Regions from separate parts of the Homo sapiens genome. Here region 2 is linked to region 1. Evidence: read pairs that join two places in POLR2A ChIA-PET (ENCODE). Cell type or tissue: PC-9. All regions are shown on one strand. Each heading gives the region's core, and the rest is flanking DNA. Links, peaks and the distances in the headings are about the cores only. Region 1 holds the start of LOC124900707 (a long non-coding RNA gene). Region 2 overlaps PAICS (phosphoribosylaminoimidazole carboxylase and phosphoribosylaminoimidazolesuccinocarboxamide synthase).

Region 1 (8,333 bases), core at 139-8,138:
GGCAGCAAGCAAAGGGCTCCTGCTAGAGTGTGGCAGGGGGTGCGGCACTATGCCAGCAGCTCCGATGTGGCCAGGGTTTATTTGTTTGTTTCTGCTGTAGGCATGGAGTGGTGAGGTTTAGCAGATGGGCTTGCTTTTTGCAATTATCTTCTATATGCACAAAAGATGAAAGACCAAGCAGCTAGCTCTAAAAGCAAAATGGATGCTCAGTATATATTAATTTATGACAAGAAGCACAGAAAAATCAAGTTTTGGCCTTCTAGCTTTCATTTATTTATGGTTATCTTTATAATGGGCATGAGATTCTAAGCTATTGCTGAATGAAACATTTGTTTCCATCCCCTAATAGATGCATGAGAAAAAGGAGTCGGAGCCAAATGTGACAGATTGAAGACATAGATAAGCACTTGATGCTGAGATTTAAGTGCTGTGCTTTGTTTCTAGCTATCCCAGCTGGCTTCCTCATTGTCTGGGCGGCAGCACTGTCTTGAGCCATCCCCTTCTTCAGGAGCAGATCCTGCTTCCTATACTGTCTGCCAGGCCTTGGGAGAATGCCTGGCCCCTTGTGCAGATGAAAGGTCCTCAATGGGGCAGATCGGCTCCTACAGAAGAGGTGCCCGGGGAGAAGAGTCCACAGGGTTCTTACACTCCTGCAGGTAAAGTCCCAGGTTTAAAAAAAAGGACACAGAAAAGTTTAAAAAACAACATAAAAGTAGAGAAATGCTAAAGTGCTTTTTTGTTTTGTTTTTGTTTTGCCTCTCTAAATATAAGAGGACTCGTTTCCTTACAGACTGGATATTCTGGAATGCCTTTTTCAATCAATTAACAGGATCTTGAAGTACATGATCCTTTGAGGAAAGCTACCAACTTCTAGGACCCCAAACACAGGCATGCTGGGAGTATGGCTAGTTTTCAGAGCAGAGTTCAGTTCCAGCAGTTGCCTTGCCATGGAAACAGATGCTCCAACATCTGTCACTAGTGGCATTCTGAAGGAATTTAAATATATGAAGGCAACATTTATGAATGGAAAATGAGGCAGCAGGTCGCAAAAAAAAAAAAGGGGGGGGGAAGATGAAAGTTAAGTAAGGAAAGAAGCCAAATAAATAAGTTCAAATCATATTACCTTCTCTTCCATCTCACTTCCAGCTCCAGGGAGATTCAGAGGACTTAGAGAACTTGGCGTATCACTGGACTGGAACAGTAAGAGAGCATTCAAGTCAAAGGCCTGAACAGGAAGTTCTGGGCAAATAACCAGACACTGTCTGTGCCTGGGTAGGGTCACCCCCTCCTCTACACAGGGGTGCAGCTGGCCTCAGAGAGCCAGCAGGTGTCCCAGTGGAGACTATGCTAATATCCAAACTCCACCAGCACTACCTGAGACACAGAGGGTGCACCAGCCTCTCCCCGAGTTCAATGTGTTTCCCACCTGGGTAGTCCCCAGTCTCGGTCATTTGTGTTTTTCTCCACTGCCTGACAGAATGTGAGTAGCTCAACAGCCACTTTCCCTGGGGTGCAGGGCTGTGTCTCATACATGGCCTCCAACCTCAATGCTTTTGGCCTTGCTGGCTGCCTCTCCCCTTCTCCAGCCACACCTCCCCCATCTAAGCAATGAGTGAGAAGAAAGAAGGCCTACCAACTCCACATGCAAAGAGCTGGGCTGAGAAGGTGAAAGACCAGGGAGGGGCCAAGAAAACAGCAGAAAGGGAGAAGAAAAAGGCTAAAGATTCACACCCCCATGTCCTAGGCATGCCCAGGAGACCCCCAGAGGTCATTTGTACCTTTCATATGGCCCACTATGCCTCCTATAGTGGTATCTTCTTTTTCTTTTTTTTTTTTTTTGAGACAGGGTCTCACTTTGTCTCCCAGGCTGGAGTACAGCTGTACAGTCACAGCTCACTGTAGCCTAGAACTCCTGGGCTCAAGCCTCAGCCACTCAGGTAGCTGGGACTAGAGGCATGTGCCACGTCTGGCTAACTTTTTACTTTATATATATATATTTTTTTTGAGACAAAGTCTTGCTCTGTCGCCCAGTCTGGAGTACAGTGCCGTGATCTCAGCTCACTGCAACCTCTGCCTCCTGGCTTCAAGCTATTCTGCAGCCTCAACCTCCCGAGTAGCTGGGATTACAGGCATGCGCCACCGCATCCGGCTAATTTTTGTATTTTTAGTAGAGATGGGGTTTCACCATATTGGCCAGGCTGATCTCGAACTCCTGAGTTCAGGTGACCCGCCCACCTCGGCCTCCCAAAGTGCTGGGATTACAGGCATGAGCCACCACGCCCAGCCTATTTTATAATTTTTGTAGAGATGAGGTCTCTACAAAATGTTGCCCAGGTTGTTCTCAAACTCCTGGCATCAAGTGATCCTCCCACCTCAGCCTCACAAAGTGCTGGCATTATAGGTATGAGCCATACTGCCTGGCCCCTGCGACACCATCTATCCTGTATTGCCATTTCTTACAAAAGAGTCTTTTCTTCCCTTCCAGAGCAACCATGTCAGCTTGCCCTACCTCCGTCTGTTCTCCACACCACACTTAGAAGAATCTTCAGAAAATACAAATCAGATTATGTCACTGCTCTGCTTAAAATTACTCAGAGGCTTCCTATTATCTTCCAAATAGAATTTACCCTTTTCCCATGGTCTATACAATCCGGCTTGGCACCTCTCTCTACCCTCCCCTTGCTCCCACTAGGGTCCTGCTACACTCCTCACCCAAATAAGAGACCTCTCCACCACCAAGTTACTCACTTTTCCATTACCCTGTTTTATTTTCTGTGCAGCCAGCATTTTTCTTGATCTGAAATGATTCTATTTATATACTGGTTGACTTGTTTGTTGTTTGTTACACCCTCTCATTAGGGTGTAAACTACAGAGATGGGGGGCCCCTTGTAGAATCTTGCTCACCTCTGTAATACCCATATCTGAGACAGAGCCTGCTGAACAAACAATCCCCCAGGCCACAGTGCCCAGCACTTATGAGCTCATCAATAACTGTGAGGACATTTGCTTCAGATCTCAGGATACCCCTGCACCAAGGCGATGGCTGTTGCTTCTGCCTAGCACTGGAGAGGTTGGGAAGAGCAATTTTAGAGCTGCCGGGAGAGATGGGCCCATCCCTGCTTGACCTACCACACAAAGGGTGTCAATGCGTGGGTGCCAGGTGTCACAATGGGCAACAGGGGAGGAATGTCCTTTTTCACATCCCTTCCTCACTTGCCTCTGCAAATCACTCGTCTTTCTCACTACTCTCATGACACATCAGTTGATAATGCATGATTTCTTCTGAGACATGCCCATTTTAATAACACCCAACAAAATTCCAGGGGTCTTGATAGGCAGAGCCTAGAGAATGGGTTTTTTTTTTGTTTGTTTTTTCATTTTTTTTTTTAAAGTGAAACCCCAGTGCCTCACCTAGAGAATTCCTGACTCGCTACTGGTTGGACTTTGCTCCTTTTTCCCTAAGAGGTCTAAGGGCATCTTTTCTGCTGCTTTGGAAGAACTCTCATTTCAGGATATGCTCAAAGTGTCAAGAGATCAAATTTAGACAGGATGGTGCTGGAATGTGACTTTCTTTCCAGACTAGGTACTCTTCAAGTTGGCCTGTTTGATGTCTTCTATCTCATGGAGCCCCTACGCATTTCTTTTTTCATTTCCCTTTAAATTAGTCCACTTGGACAAATAATTAGGCAGTACTGCAAAGCAGGCAGTGGCTCAGTCCTAGGGAGACAAAGATGTGTCAGACCCAGTTTGTTCTCAAGGAATCCCATGTTTAGAGATGGAGAGAAAACAGTTACATGGACATAGATAGGGAGAACAGACGTGTGAAAAATGGTAAAGACACACAGCAAAGGCACAAGAAGACAGTACAGCTTGGGGTGAGGCCAGGTACGGCTTCCCAGAAGAGGTAGGCATAAGCCTTGAAGGGTAAGTGAAAGACACTGGGAAGACCGCCTGCAAAGGGCTTGTCTCCTCTTCCTCCCTGTCCTCTTCACTGGCTACAGGTCAGGACACCTACCAGGAAGTGCCCTCAAGCCCTGAGCTACTCATGAGAAAAGCTCCTCCCTCTAATTCCCCTGCTGCAGACCCCAGGGTTACTGGAGGCCCAATGTCCTGCCCTGGTTTATGAGCCATCAAGTCATTCCCTGGAGGAGACTTACCTTGTTCTCTGCGTCTGAGAGGACGATGTCCTGCTGAGTCACAATTTCCATGGGACTGGTCAGGAACAGATCCTCTTCTAAGCTAGCCTCTCCACTGTTTGCCTTATTCATGGGAATGGCATTGGGTGACCGCTGCCCAAACTTGATATTCTTGCCCAACTGTTGCTGGAGAGAAACAGAAGAAAGACATTCTGAAGCAGTGAAGCAGTTCACAACCACCACAACCAGGTTCTCCAGCATGTCTAGTGAGCACTGAGGCATACCTTGTGCACAACTGATTTCTAGACTCAACACCATGCCAGGAAACCATGATGCCATCCTGTAATAAGTTAATTTGTTTTCCACTTTCTTCTCTTTTCTTTTTTTTTCTTTCCCACCTTCAAGCCATGAGCTTTTTCATCCAGCCACCTCTTTCATGGAGATCCCAACATTTCCCAGTGGGCATGGTGGCCACATTTTCTGAACCAAAAGTTGGGATATATGTTATGACAAAAATTTTTCATTAACCTATAAATTCATTTACATAAAAAGTCTCTTAAAAGTGCAAAAAAAATTATAGAAAACAGTTACATGAAATGTAGGAACCACTGAGGGAAATCAAGACCCTAAAGGTTGGTGCAACTCTCCAGCCCCTTTGGGACATATTCACTTTGAAGATTTATACTTCCGCAGCCTTCCTCACCAGCCCTTAGCTTGAGACCCCAAACCAGAACATTGCATTCTGCCACACTGGGTCGCTGCCAAGGCAAAGAAGGCCCCAGGGCCAGCAAGTCTTTCCATGATCAATACTAAAACCCTATAAAGGATAGGAACAATCTGGACGTCCTCTTTGCCTTGCTGTGGCCACCTAACCGTGACAAAGGAGACAGAGGAACCAAATGGGGAAAAGCCAGGGAGGGACTGACTACTGGTGAGTGGTGGCTAGAAGGACAGGGAAAAGGGAGGGGAAAATGGGGTAGAAATTCGGAAGATTAAATAGTATTTGCAAGTAGAGGAAGGCCAGATTAGAAAAGCAAAAATGTCTCCAGAAGTTGCCCAAAGTCCCCTGGGGGGTAAAATTGCCCCCAGCTGAGAACCACTGCTCTAGACCTAGGTCCTTGGGTTACATAGTCATTATATTCCTCAAAGAATATATTTTCTGAAATGTTCATCTTTCTCTGTTTGTTTGTTTGTTTGTTTGTTTGTTTGAGACACGGTCTCGCTCTGTTGCCCAGGCTGGAGTGCAGTGGCCCAATTTTGGCTCATTGCAACCTTGAATTCCCAGGTTCAGATGATTCTCCCATGCTCAGGTGATCCTCCCACCTCAGCCTTCCAAGTAGCTGGGATTACAGGCATGCACCACCACAGCCAGCTAACTTTTGTATTTTTTGTAGAGATGGGGTTTCAACAAGTTGCCCAGGCTGGTCTCAAACTCCTGGTCTCAAGCAATCCGCCCACCTCGGCCTCCCAAAGTGCTGGGATTACAGGCATGAGCCACCACACCTGGCCTGATATTTATCTCTAATCTGGCTAATATTTAACCCCACAGAGCTGCAAAAAGCCATAGCAATCACCTACTCCAAACCCCTCACTTTGCAAAAAATGTCTGAGGCCCAGTGGAGAGAGGTGACTGGCCCAAGCTTACGGAAAGAATGAGTGGCTCAAAAGGAATCTGAACTCAGGTCTTTTAAAAATAACATTCAGTGTTGTTTTCATTGTACTCCACTGGTGCTCATAAATTTGACTTTGTACTTCTTTCTTCCAGGGGCAGAAATAAAGAGGCAGAGTATTTCTAATACTTCAATGATGTTCCCTGGCGCAAGAATCCCTTGAGGGAAATGTCTTCTCTCCCTTTGAACTCAGCGGTACCAAAACCACCCACCTTTGCCCAGCTCCCCCTCAGCCTTGCACAGTGGGCAGTGAGACTGCAGAGATATAATAGAGATAAGCCCAAGGGTCCCCTCCACATGCCCCCTGGGGACCCCAGCATGCCAAGTCAGGAGCACAGCCAGGCAAGGGCTTGTATGCCTGGCTCTCCCAGCCTCACAGGACAGGAGCACACATGAAAAGCCAAGTTCAGCAAGGGAAGTACAGCGTCAGCAGCCTGGAAGGGTTGTGGGGAGGAGAAGGCTGAAAAGGGTGTCTTCTAAAAACAAGTCCAACAGGAAGTGGCAGGTAGTATCTATCTACTCTAAGCAAATCAATAAGCAGGCATGGTTAGAACAGCCAATGGATGGAGTTAGACAAGAGGACATGGAATAACAAGGTAACAGGCCCATTTCACCCTGCAGCCTTGGGAGAGGGGGTGGGGACCTGTGCAGAAGAATGGTTCCTGTGTCCGCCCAGCCCAGCCTTCTCTAGGAGTGTTGGCCAAGAACTGGAAACTGTTCTAAATCCCCTTAGATTGAGACATGTCCTGGTGGGAGGGTCTGCTTTTTACCAATGCTGAGATGAGGACATTTCTTGTGCTTACAGTGGAAAGGATAATTCCTTTTTTTCTGAGACAGGGTCTCTTTCTGTCGCACAGGCTAGAGTGCAGTGGCATGATCATAGCTCACTGCAGCCTGGATGTCCTGGGCTCAAGTGATCCTCCTGCCTTAGCCTCCCAAGTAGCTAGGACCACATGCATCGACCACCACACCTGGCTAATTTTCAGATTTTCTTGTAGTGACGGGGTCTCACCATGATGCCCAGGCTCGTCTCAAACTCCTGGGCTCCACTGATCCTCCTGCATTAGGCTCCCAAGGTGCTGGGATTACAGGTATGAACCACTGCACCCCGCTGGAAAGGATAATTCTTTAATGAATTTCCAAGGAGGACCTGGCCTAACACTCTAATACCATTTAATTAGGATTTTTGCCATCATCACACACACAAAAATTGAATATACTTAAACTTTACTTCATTTTAAATTTTTTAAATTAAATTTTATTTTTTTAGAGTTGGGGTCTCCTTCTGTTGCCCAGGCTAAAGTGCAGTAGTGCCATCATAGCTCACTGCAGCCTCAAACTCCTGGGCTCAAGGAATTCTCCCACCTCAGCCTCCTAAATAGGTGGGACTACAGATGCACACCACCATGCCCAACTAATTTTTAAAATTTTTGTAGAGGTGGGTGGGGTCTTGCTATGTTGCTCAGGCTGGTCGGGAACTCCTAGACTCAAGCAGTCCTCCTGCCTCCGCCTCCCGAAGTGCTGGCATTACAGGCATGAGCCATCACACCTGGCCTGTTTTACTTCATTAGAGCCCTTGTTATAATACTCATGTTGGTCCATCCTGATGCTTAAGAGACAAAAAAAGAATAAGGCAAAATGTAATCACAGTCTGAATTGAAATAATGTCCAAAGATGGAATGACTATTATATCTACAAACAGAAAAGAGAACATGGAAAGAAAAAAAAAAAAAAAAAAGGAATAAGAACAGGAAAAAGAAGGTGCCTGGTGCAAAGCAGAGAAATGAAAAGAGTAATGTTAGGAAGTGAAGTTGAGAATTAAAGAGGCAATTCGAGAGGAAGGGACAGGGAACAGAGAAAATGCATAGGCAAGAAGAGGGAGCAGGGCCCAGGAAGAGCAGACCAGCTGCAGTTACAACAGCTGGGGGATGTTGGCAGGGGAGGGCAGAGGGAGAAGAGGCAGAGGGAGGGAGGGAAGCAGAATGTATCTATCACGTATGTCACAGATATGTTCATCCTGGCAAAATCAGCATCATGCTGTTGCCTTTTAGAATGAAAGTGTGCATCTTAGTAAAGAAATTGACTTGAAATCCCCCCAGAGAAAACAAACTCAGGCTGGTGGCTGGGGAACTTAGGAAGAGAAACTGCGATGAAAGAGGAGAATGGTGGCTGTGACGAAGAGGAGGGCTACAGTTTCTATGTCCAGACGAAGCACTGTCCTCGAAGACATGCCCTACAGCCATCTGGGATGAGACAGTGGACCCAGGCCAGGGCAGGACTCAGGGTCCGACGCATGGTGCTCAGTCCTCAGGTACCCAAGGCCAAGGCCAAGGCCTCGCCCCTACAGGCTCTCCCTGTGGTACCTCCTCCGAATGCTTCCTTCAGCCAACTCAGAGGAGACTGGTTGTTAGGACATTTTGTGTGATTTATTGTATCAACAATTAAGTTTACTGCTCACACCTGTTTGACAATCTCAGGTGTCATGTGAATTGACTATGTGGATAAATGTGTCTTTTTTGTTACTTT
Region 2 (8,333 bases), core at 113-8,112, 150 kb before region 1:
TGGTTCGATCTCAGCTCACCACAACCTCTGCCTTCCAGGTTCAAGCGATTCTCCTGCCTCAGCCTCCCGAGTAGTTGGAATTATAGGCATGCACCACCATGCCTGGCTAATTTTGTATTTTTAGTAAAGAGGGGGTTTCTCCATGTCAGTCAGGCTGGTCTTGAACTCCCGACCTCAGGTGATCTGCCCACCTCACCCTCCCAAAGTGCTGGGATTACAGGCGTGAGCCACTGCACCCAGCCTCATGTACAGTATCTTATGGTATCTTGTCAACTCAGAGGCAAGCAGAAGAAATAAGACGTGAGCCACCGCGCCCAGCCTCATGTACAGTATCTTATGGTATCTTATCAACTCAGAGGCAAGCAGAAGAAATATTTAGCTCCATTTTATAACTTGATTTCCATTCCACTATTTTCATTGTACTGCAATGTGAGATTAACAATTCCACCCCAAGTATTTGAGGTGTGGGAAGCTGGATGTAAAAACACCATTAAAAACAACTCTTTTCAATGGCTTTCTAAGGTTGGCTGGGCTGAAATGGCAGGTTGTGGATGCTCCGTGGCACATCACACTGCCCCTTTCTTCATATTAGAAATTAAATCAGCCGATGGCAATATTGAATTCCAGGTAATTTTCTTTCTTTCTTTTTTTTTGAAACAGAGTTTTGCTCTTGTTGCCCAGGCTGGAGTACAATGGCGCAACCTCGGCTCACCACAACCTCCGCTTCCCAGGTTCAAGCGATTCTCCTGCCTCAGCCTCCTGAGTCGCTGGGATTACAGGAATGTGCCACCATGCCCGGCTAGTTTTGTATTTTTATTAGAGACTGGGTTTCTCCATGTTGGTCAGGCTGGTCTCGAACTCCTGATCTCAGGTGATCCACCTGCCTCGGCCACCCAAAGTGCTGGGATTACAGGCATGAGCTACCATGCCCAGAGAATTCCAGGTAATTCTCATGGTGAATGAATTCCATTCATACTGTTGTTCTTCAGTCTGCCAAATGGATATTACATAACACATTTGTGTGCCATGATGGGCCTTACATATATTGACTCATGTAATTCTCACAACTTTATGAGGTGGTATTAGTCGCATTTTCATTTCATGAAATTGAGGCACAAAAAAATTAGACATGTTGAAGATCATACATCATCCCTCACCTGGGCTACAATAGCCTCTTAACTAATCTCTGCTTCTCCTCTTGTCCACACAACAGCCAGAGAACCTTTAAATATGTTAAGTATGTCAAGCCTCTGCTCAAACTGAGTTTTTCCTGTCACACTTCAGTGTGGCCTATAGGCCCTAAGTGATGTAGCCTTTGCTTATATTGTCTTCCACTCTCATCCTTGTTCACAGAGCTCTAGCAATTCTCATGTTTGGAGGTCCTCAAGGCAAAACTCAGCTTTATTTCCCATTCCCTTAGTATGGAAAGCTATTTCCCTATCTGTGTGTCTTGCTTTTACATCATTGCTCTGCTCTCCTCAAAAACCTTCCCCTCTTATCCCCATCACCGTCCTCATTTTGATTCTTCATATACATTTATCCTTTCCTGATTTTATACTGTTTACCTTTTTATGGTTTGTTTTCCCCTCTAAAACATAAGTTCCATCTGGACAAGGGCTTTGCTCAGTCCTATTTTCCTAGGCCCTAGAATCAAACCAGTATTGGGTGAATGGATACTGAATGAAGCTTTACCTAAGTGCTTTGTCTTTTACTTAGTTTCAGTGGTTAAATCTCAGAAAGCTTAACAGCAATTCTAAGCATGTCTTTATCATAAAAGGTTAAAAACTGTATTATTGGGATATTTTTTCTCTTTTTATGTTTACCTACAAGCCCGTAGAAAGTATAAATACTCAAAAGATAGCAGACCAGGTAGGCTTAAGTTACTTTTACAAAACAGTAGAAATACCTTCAAATATTTAGCACTGATGAACTTACTACTGAGGACATGTGGACTCTACTAAGAAACTAATGATGAAATTCATAATTGGGTGTGGTAGCACATGCACCCAGCTACTCGAGAGGCTGCAGCTTGAGTCCAGGAGTTCAAGGCTGCAGGGAGCCATAATCATGCCACTGCACTCCAGCCTGGGAGACAGTGAGAACTTGGCTCTTAAAAAAAAAAAGGAAAAAAAATTGATAACGACAATTTGTAATGGTCAGTCCTATCCACCAGTCTAAATGAAAGTTTAAAAATTTTCATATACTGCACAGAAGTAGATGGAGTCTTAATGCTAGGTAAGGGTAAACAAGCTGAAATAGCAGTCAGTGACTTCAGAGACCATGAAACCAAAGTTAATCTTCTAAGTCCTTTTAATTGTTCTTATAAACTAGCATAAGATATAAACTTAAGTAGTACACATGAGTTTTATAATTTACTAATCTCTGACAGATAGCTAAGCATAGCACATCAGAGCATAACACAGTGTGAGGGAAATAAAGTGTACAATGACATCTTCTATTCTGGACCTAATAATTCAATAGAGAAAGAACTACTTGTAGTCACTGTGGTTACAGAAGGTTTCATGGACAGCGAACATAAAGCTCTACTAGCTAACAAATAGGTCTTAATGATAAAAACGTGGGCCTTCAGAGAACTAAAGGTACCAATGTGTGGCAGTCCAAAATTACGAGGAAAATGAGTTCCCTTCATGGGTCACATCAGCAATTTTTTTTTTCCCCTTTTGAGACAGAGTCTTGCTCTGCTGCCCAGGTTGGAGTGCAGTGGCATGATCTAGGCTCACTGCAACCTCCGCCTCCCGGGTTCAAGCAATTCTCATGCCTCAGCCTCCCGAGTAGCTGGGATTACAGGTGCCTGTCATCACGGCTGGCTACTTTTTGTATTTTTAGTAGAGACAGGGTTTCACCATGTTGGCCAGGCTGGTCTCAAACTCCTGACCTCAAGTGATCTGCTTGCTTCAGCCTCCCGAAGTGCTGTGATCGTAGGTGTGAGCCACTGTGCCCAGCTACCTCATCAATTCTTAATCTATAAACCATGGATAGGCTTCGGGAGAACCCAAGAACCAATGAAATCTGTTGGTAAGTTTTATGTGTGCGGTTTTCTACAGAGAGGGTCAACAGCATGTATATTTTCAAAGAAGTCTGTGGTGCAAAAGAGAGTTTATTGTTAGAAGTCCTTGGGCAATCAACTTGGAAAAGGGTGGATTGAGAATGGGGGCTGTCTAGATCAGGATAATGTTGAATTTGACCCTCACTTGAGGCTTTTGTACAGAGGATGAGAAGACGGTAAATTCAAGGGTTAATCAGAAATTAACACCAACATGACTTGGTGATGAGTGAGATGTGAAACGTGAGAAAAACATCAATGATGAAATCAAGCTTCTGACTTGCAACAGTGAGTATACCAAGAGCTACAGGCTTGGAAGATGAATAAAGTTGGGAGCATTCTGTTTTTTCATGAGTGCCCATGGGACAGACAGGGAGAAATGGACAGTTGAAAGTACAAGTCTAGACAGGCACAGTGGCTCATGTCTGTAACCCTAGCACTTTGGGAGGCTGAGATAGGAGAATTACTAGGGTTCAGGAGTTTGAGACGAACCTGGGTGACATAGTGAGAGCTCATCTCTACAAAAAATAAAATTAGCTCGGCATGGTGCTGCAAGATTATAGTCCCTGTTAGTCGAGAGGCTGAGGTGGGAGAACTGCTTGAGCCCAGGAGGGAAAGCAGCAGTGAACTGAGATCACGCCACTGCACTCCAGCCTGGGCGACAGTGAGACCCTGTCTCAAAAAAAAAAAAAAAAATGCAAGTCTGGAGAAATATAGCTGGGAGTCAGTAATGCCAGTTTTAGCTGAGGGAGTTAAGATCATTTAATCAGTGTTAAGGAAGAAACTCAATAGTAGTGACCACCAATACTTAAGGAAAAAGGATAAAGTAAGAGGAATGATAAAGGCTGGCTGAAATATCTTGGTGTCTAGCCTAAGAAAGGAGGGGTTAGATGCTCATGTTTATTAATATGGATCTAGAGAAGCATTTATTCACTAATACATTTTATTTGTGTTCTCTAATTTAAAATTACCTTTTCATCTTGCTTGATTTTCCTTCAGCTAAATTAGAAATTTGTAGTTTTTCCCCTAAAAAATTCAATGGCATTCTTTCTTATAAATTACATTCTCTGATTTTCTTGTCAGCCTGCTTCAAGGAAATCCATGTGTTCAAAATGCTTGCTCGCAGTTTGCTCCATACCAAATGGTTGCTTAACCCAAATATCTGAGCAGCAAATTGAGCTGATCCTTCTGGAGAAAGTACGGTTGAACAGCCAAGACCTATTGGTTCAGCAAGGAAAAGACAGAAAATTGAGCTCAATTAGTAATGAAAATACAACCTTACAAAAAATTTTATACTCAGAGCAGTCCTGCCACAGAAAATAAAAAGCTACTGCATTATTCTAATCTAAAGTAGAATCTGTACAACTGTCTTTAATACCGGAGTGGTAAAGTGATTACAAGAGGAAAAGCAGTCAGTATTACCTGCCATGAAGAGATATTTTATATATATCATCTATCACCCTTCTTATAGAACTCACTTACAAAGAAACTTATCTTTTTGAAACTTCTGTTCACATACACTATCCCTTTCAATCCCTGGCGAAGAACAACTGAAGCAAAATAAGGGTCAAGGTAAGAGTACAAAAGTACCTGTTCTTAGACAAACTTGAGCTATGTTGTTTTGACAGTTTTCTAGCTAATCTTTCTATCTGCATTTGAACTATTTTAATATTTTTGAGCAGTAAAAGTCAAATCCGTAGAATAATTTTAGGAAATGTCAAGTTATAAATAAATATTAATAAGATCCAAGACAGCAGAATAAAAAAGTAACATCCTAGGGGCCACATGTCTGCTCAGGCAGAGTGTCTTGAGGTGGTACTATTATGTCTAGTGTTTGCTAGAATCAGGGGTACTATTATGTCTAGTGTTTGCTATAGTTCCAAAAGCTCGATTTTCCCGATATTCTTGGAATTCATCAGGCTCTTTGACTCCCATTATCCACAAGAACAGAGTCAAATACAAATCACAAGGCCAATTTACTAATTTGTATTAATACGTTATTTTATGGAGCTCCACCCCTTAATATGTGGTATTGGTCAAGTTACTTCACGTTAATTTATTCTCCTCTTCTGTGAGAAGGGAATTTTAACTAGTAGCTACCTGATGTGACACTTCAATGAGTTAATAACATAGATAAAGTGCTTAGAGCATTGCCTGGTACACAGTATGTGCTCCAAGAATGTCAACCACTATTGTTAGCACGCTAGGTAGAGTGCTCCACTCTAATATTTGAAATAACCTGTGCCTCCTGCCCAGGACTCCCTTTCTGGTAAAAGAATAGCTTAAATTGCAGAAAAAAAAAAAAAAGTTATCTAGTGAGCATGACATCAGAGATGAGAAATATGGGCGGTCTTCAGGATTTTACACAGGTTACTGTAAAACTACTCCTCAAAAGATTATCCCCAATTCTAGTGATCATTATGTACAAGTCTTCCAGATTATTTGTCACTCCTGAAACAACACTACTATAAAAACTGCCAATTTTTTGCTTATCATGCTCCCCTTTTGTAAGCTCCATGGGTATCTATACAATTCCTCTGGCATAAATTTGGTTACAGCTTTATTTGTAGCCGCTGATTTTTAGCTTGAGACATTTGTATAATCACATCTTGTTAAAGATAGCTTAGGCACAAAATTTAATTCTCAGAGCCTATAAAAACAGTAAAGGAAATAGGCATGAACACACAAGGCCAGATAACAGCAGTAACATTTTGGCAACTGAAAGGCAAACACAGTGGTAGCTAAGTTAGCAGACCAAGAAAACTTAATCAAAATTAGCTGGCATGGTGGTGCATGCCTGTGATTTCAGCTACTTGGGAGGCTGAGGCAGGAGAATCGCTTGAACCTGGGAGGCGGAGGTTGCGCCATTGCATTCTAGCCTGGGCAACAGGAGCGAAACTCCATTTAAAAAAAAAAAAAAAAAAAAACTTAATTCTAAACTGAAAGCAGGGAAAGATGAGAAGCAACATGACTGACATTACAGAACTCCCCCAAAGGGTGACTGACTAAATTAGTGGCACCAGATACCTTTGGAAGGGAATAGGGACTAAGAAGAAGATGACTGACTCGAAGTCTAAGAAGAAGCTAGGTCCTCAAATCTCCTTCCCCACTCCATCTACCTGAGTAACTGCCTCTTTAAAGCACTGTAGCAATTTTTTTCTTTTTAAACATTATTTTTTTCTGAGACACGGTCTCGCTCTGTCATCCGGAGTGCAGTGGTGCAATCACGGCTCACTGCTGCCTCAACTTCCCAGGCTCCAGTGATCATCCCACCTTGGCTTCCCAAGTAGCTGGGACCACAGGCGTGTGCCACCATGCCTAGCTAATTTTTGTATTTATGGTAGAGATGGGGTTTCGCCAGGTTGCCTAGGCTGAGCTCAGGCAATCCACCAATCTCTGCCTCCCAAAGTGTTGGGATTATAGGCATGAGCCACCAAGCCAGGCCTTTAATTTTTCTGAAGGTAAAACAGACTTCAGTCTTGGCGTCTTTGAACTAGGGGACGCCAGGCACAGACAACTTTTGTTCTCTGAGTAATTCTGGTCAACACTTAAGAAAATACCTAGACACTAATGTGAGGGGTTGTTTGAAGAACAATCCCTACCAGATACACCCCACAGTGAAGCCCAATTTTGACACGGACCACCCACTTGAAGTTTCCAATTGTTTTTTATAGTATTCCACTCTTAAAAGCGCAAACAGCCAAGGATTACCAGACAGCTGAAGAAAGTAACTATATGCAACAGACTATAATCATCTCCAGAGAACAAAAAAGAGCTTTTGGAAATTTAAAAACATACAAACACAAACAACAACAACAACAAAAACCCAGAAAACAAAAACCAAAAGAAATATAAAAACATTGTGTAAAAAAAAAAAAAAAAACCCCAGAGGCAGTGGTTCCTACCCAATCCCAACACTTTGGGAGGCTGAGGTGGGAAGATTGCTTGAGTCCAGGAGTTCAGGACAAGCCTGGACAACATACGGAGTGCCCATCTCTACAAAAAGTAAAAAAATTAACCAGGTGTGATGGTGTGGGCCTGTAGTCATAGCTACTTGGGAGTTTGAGGTGGGCGGATCACATGAGCCCGGGGAGTTCAAGGGTCCAGTGAGATATGATCATGCCACTGTGCTCCCACCTGGGCAACAGAGCAAGACCCTGTGTCAAAACAAACAAAAAACACCTGTATCCAAAATGAAGGCCGGGCACAGTGGCTGACGCCCATAACCTCAGCACTTTGGGAGGCCAGGGCAGGCAGATCACCTGAGGTCAAGAGTTCGAGACCAGCCTGGCCAACATGGTGAAACCACATCTCCACTAAAAATACAAAAATTAGCCAGGCGTGGTGGTGCATACCTATAATCCCAGGTACTCAGGAGGTTGAGGCACGAGAACCGCTTGAACCTGGGAGGCGGAGGCTGCAGTAAGCTGAGATTGCGCCATTGCACTCCAGCCTGGGCAAGAGAGCCCGACTCCGTCTCAAGAAAAAAAAGAAAAACTCAATAGAAGGGTTGGAATGTAAAATTTAGGAAATATTCCAGAAAGTATACCAACAAGACAAACAAGTAGAATAGAAATCAAGGGAAGCCCAAATTTATTCAAATTCAAAAATGAGAAGAGAGAATATGGAGGGGTATGAAAATTAAATAATTCAAGGAAAATGGGGACTAAGAAATCAGAATTTCAGATTAAAAGAGCTCACCGAAAGTCCATAATGAAAACAGACTCAGCACATCACATCTGTGTAAAATTTAAGAACAATGAAAACAGACAAAAGATCCTGAAAGATTCCAGAGAGAAACAAAATTCATAAGAAACCTAGAATCAGACTGGTGGAAAAGCAATGGAGTCCTCAACTGTGGATGCTAGGAGACAGTGGAGTAATAATGCTCCCAAAATTCCAAAGCAAAATGATTTTCAGCATAGGATTCTATTTCTAAACTATCAAGTATAGGGCTTCAATATACACATTTTAGATACACAAGGTATCAAAATTTACCTTTTGTATTCTTTTGCCCCCAAGTTCAAGAATGTACTCCAACAAAATAAAAATAAACCAAGTAAGGGGAAAACATGGGAGATCCAAGCCTAGAGAAAGGCAAAATGAGTCTCCAAAATTATGGTAAAGGGGGATCCTAAGACAACAGCAGTACAGGATGCCTAGAGAGAAGCCAGTCCACTGGACCAGGTTGGAGGGCTCAAAGACTTAATATACTTGACACATATCAAGACTGGATATATACAGATATGAGAAAAGTTAGGGATTTTAG

The links. ChIA-PET counts read pairs that join two places held together with the same protein. Peaks named below come from ENCODE experiments on the same cell type or tissue, not always from the same donor. Only the 100,000 strongest peaks of a DNase experiment are listed, where the experiment ranks them.
Region 2: POLR2A ChIA-PET joins it to region 1 with 8 read pairs; 2 of 35 experiments call an interaction of 5 or more read pairs at or near these places.

Annotation. Positions count from the first base shown.
Region 1 is chr4:56,303,525-56,311,857 of GRCh38, reverse strand. It overlaps CRACD (capping protein inhibiting regulator of actin dynamics), which reads right to left. Exons shown (of 11, transcript NM_001393381.1): 5 at 4,159-4,323; 6 at 1,124-1,192. LOC124900707 (a long non-coding RNA gene) reads right to left here and starts at 1,112. Exons shown (of 2, transcript XR_007058127.1): 1 at 789-1,112; 2 at 250-650. RefSeq lists an enhancer at 322-1,521. In PC-9, for the core only: no CTCF peak of the experiment used is centred there; a DNase peak (open chromatin) is centred at 4,277.
Region 2 is chr4:56,455,321-56,463,653 of GRCh38, reverse strand. PAICS (phosphoribosylaminoimidazole carboxylase and phosphoribosylaminoimidazolesuccinocarboxamide synthase) reads right to left here. Exons shown (of 9, transcript NM_001079524.2): 9 at 1-4,282. The coding sequence ends at 4,116. LOC124900706 (a long non-coding RNA gene) reads left to right here. Exons shown (of 2, transcript XR_007058126.1): 2 at 661-2,344. Among named protein-coding and RNA genes, the nearest start is that of SRP72, 8.1 kb to the left of the region's middle. RefSeq lists an enhancer at 3,457-4,656. In PC-9, for the core only: no CTCF peak of the experiment used is centred there; no DNase peak of the experiment used is centred there; H3K27ac peaks cover 1,871 bases.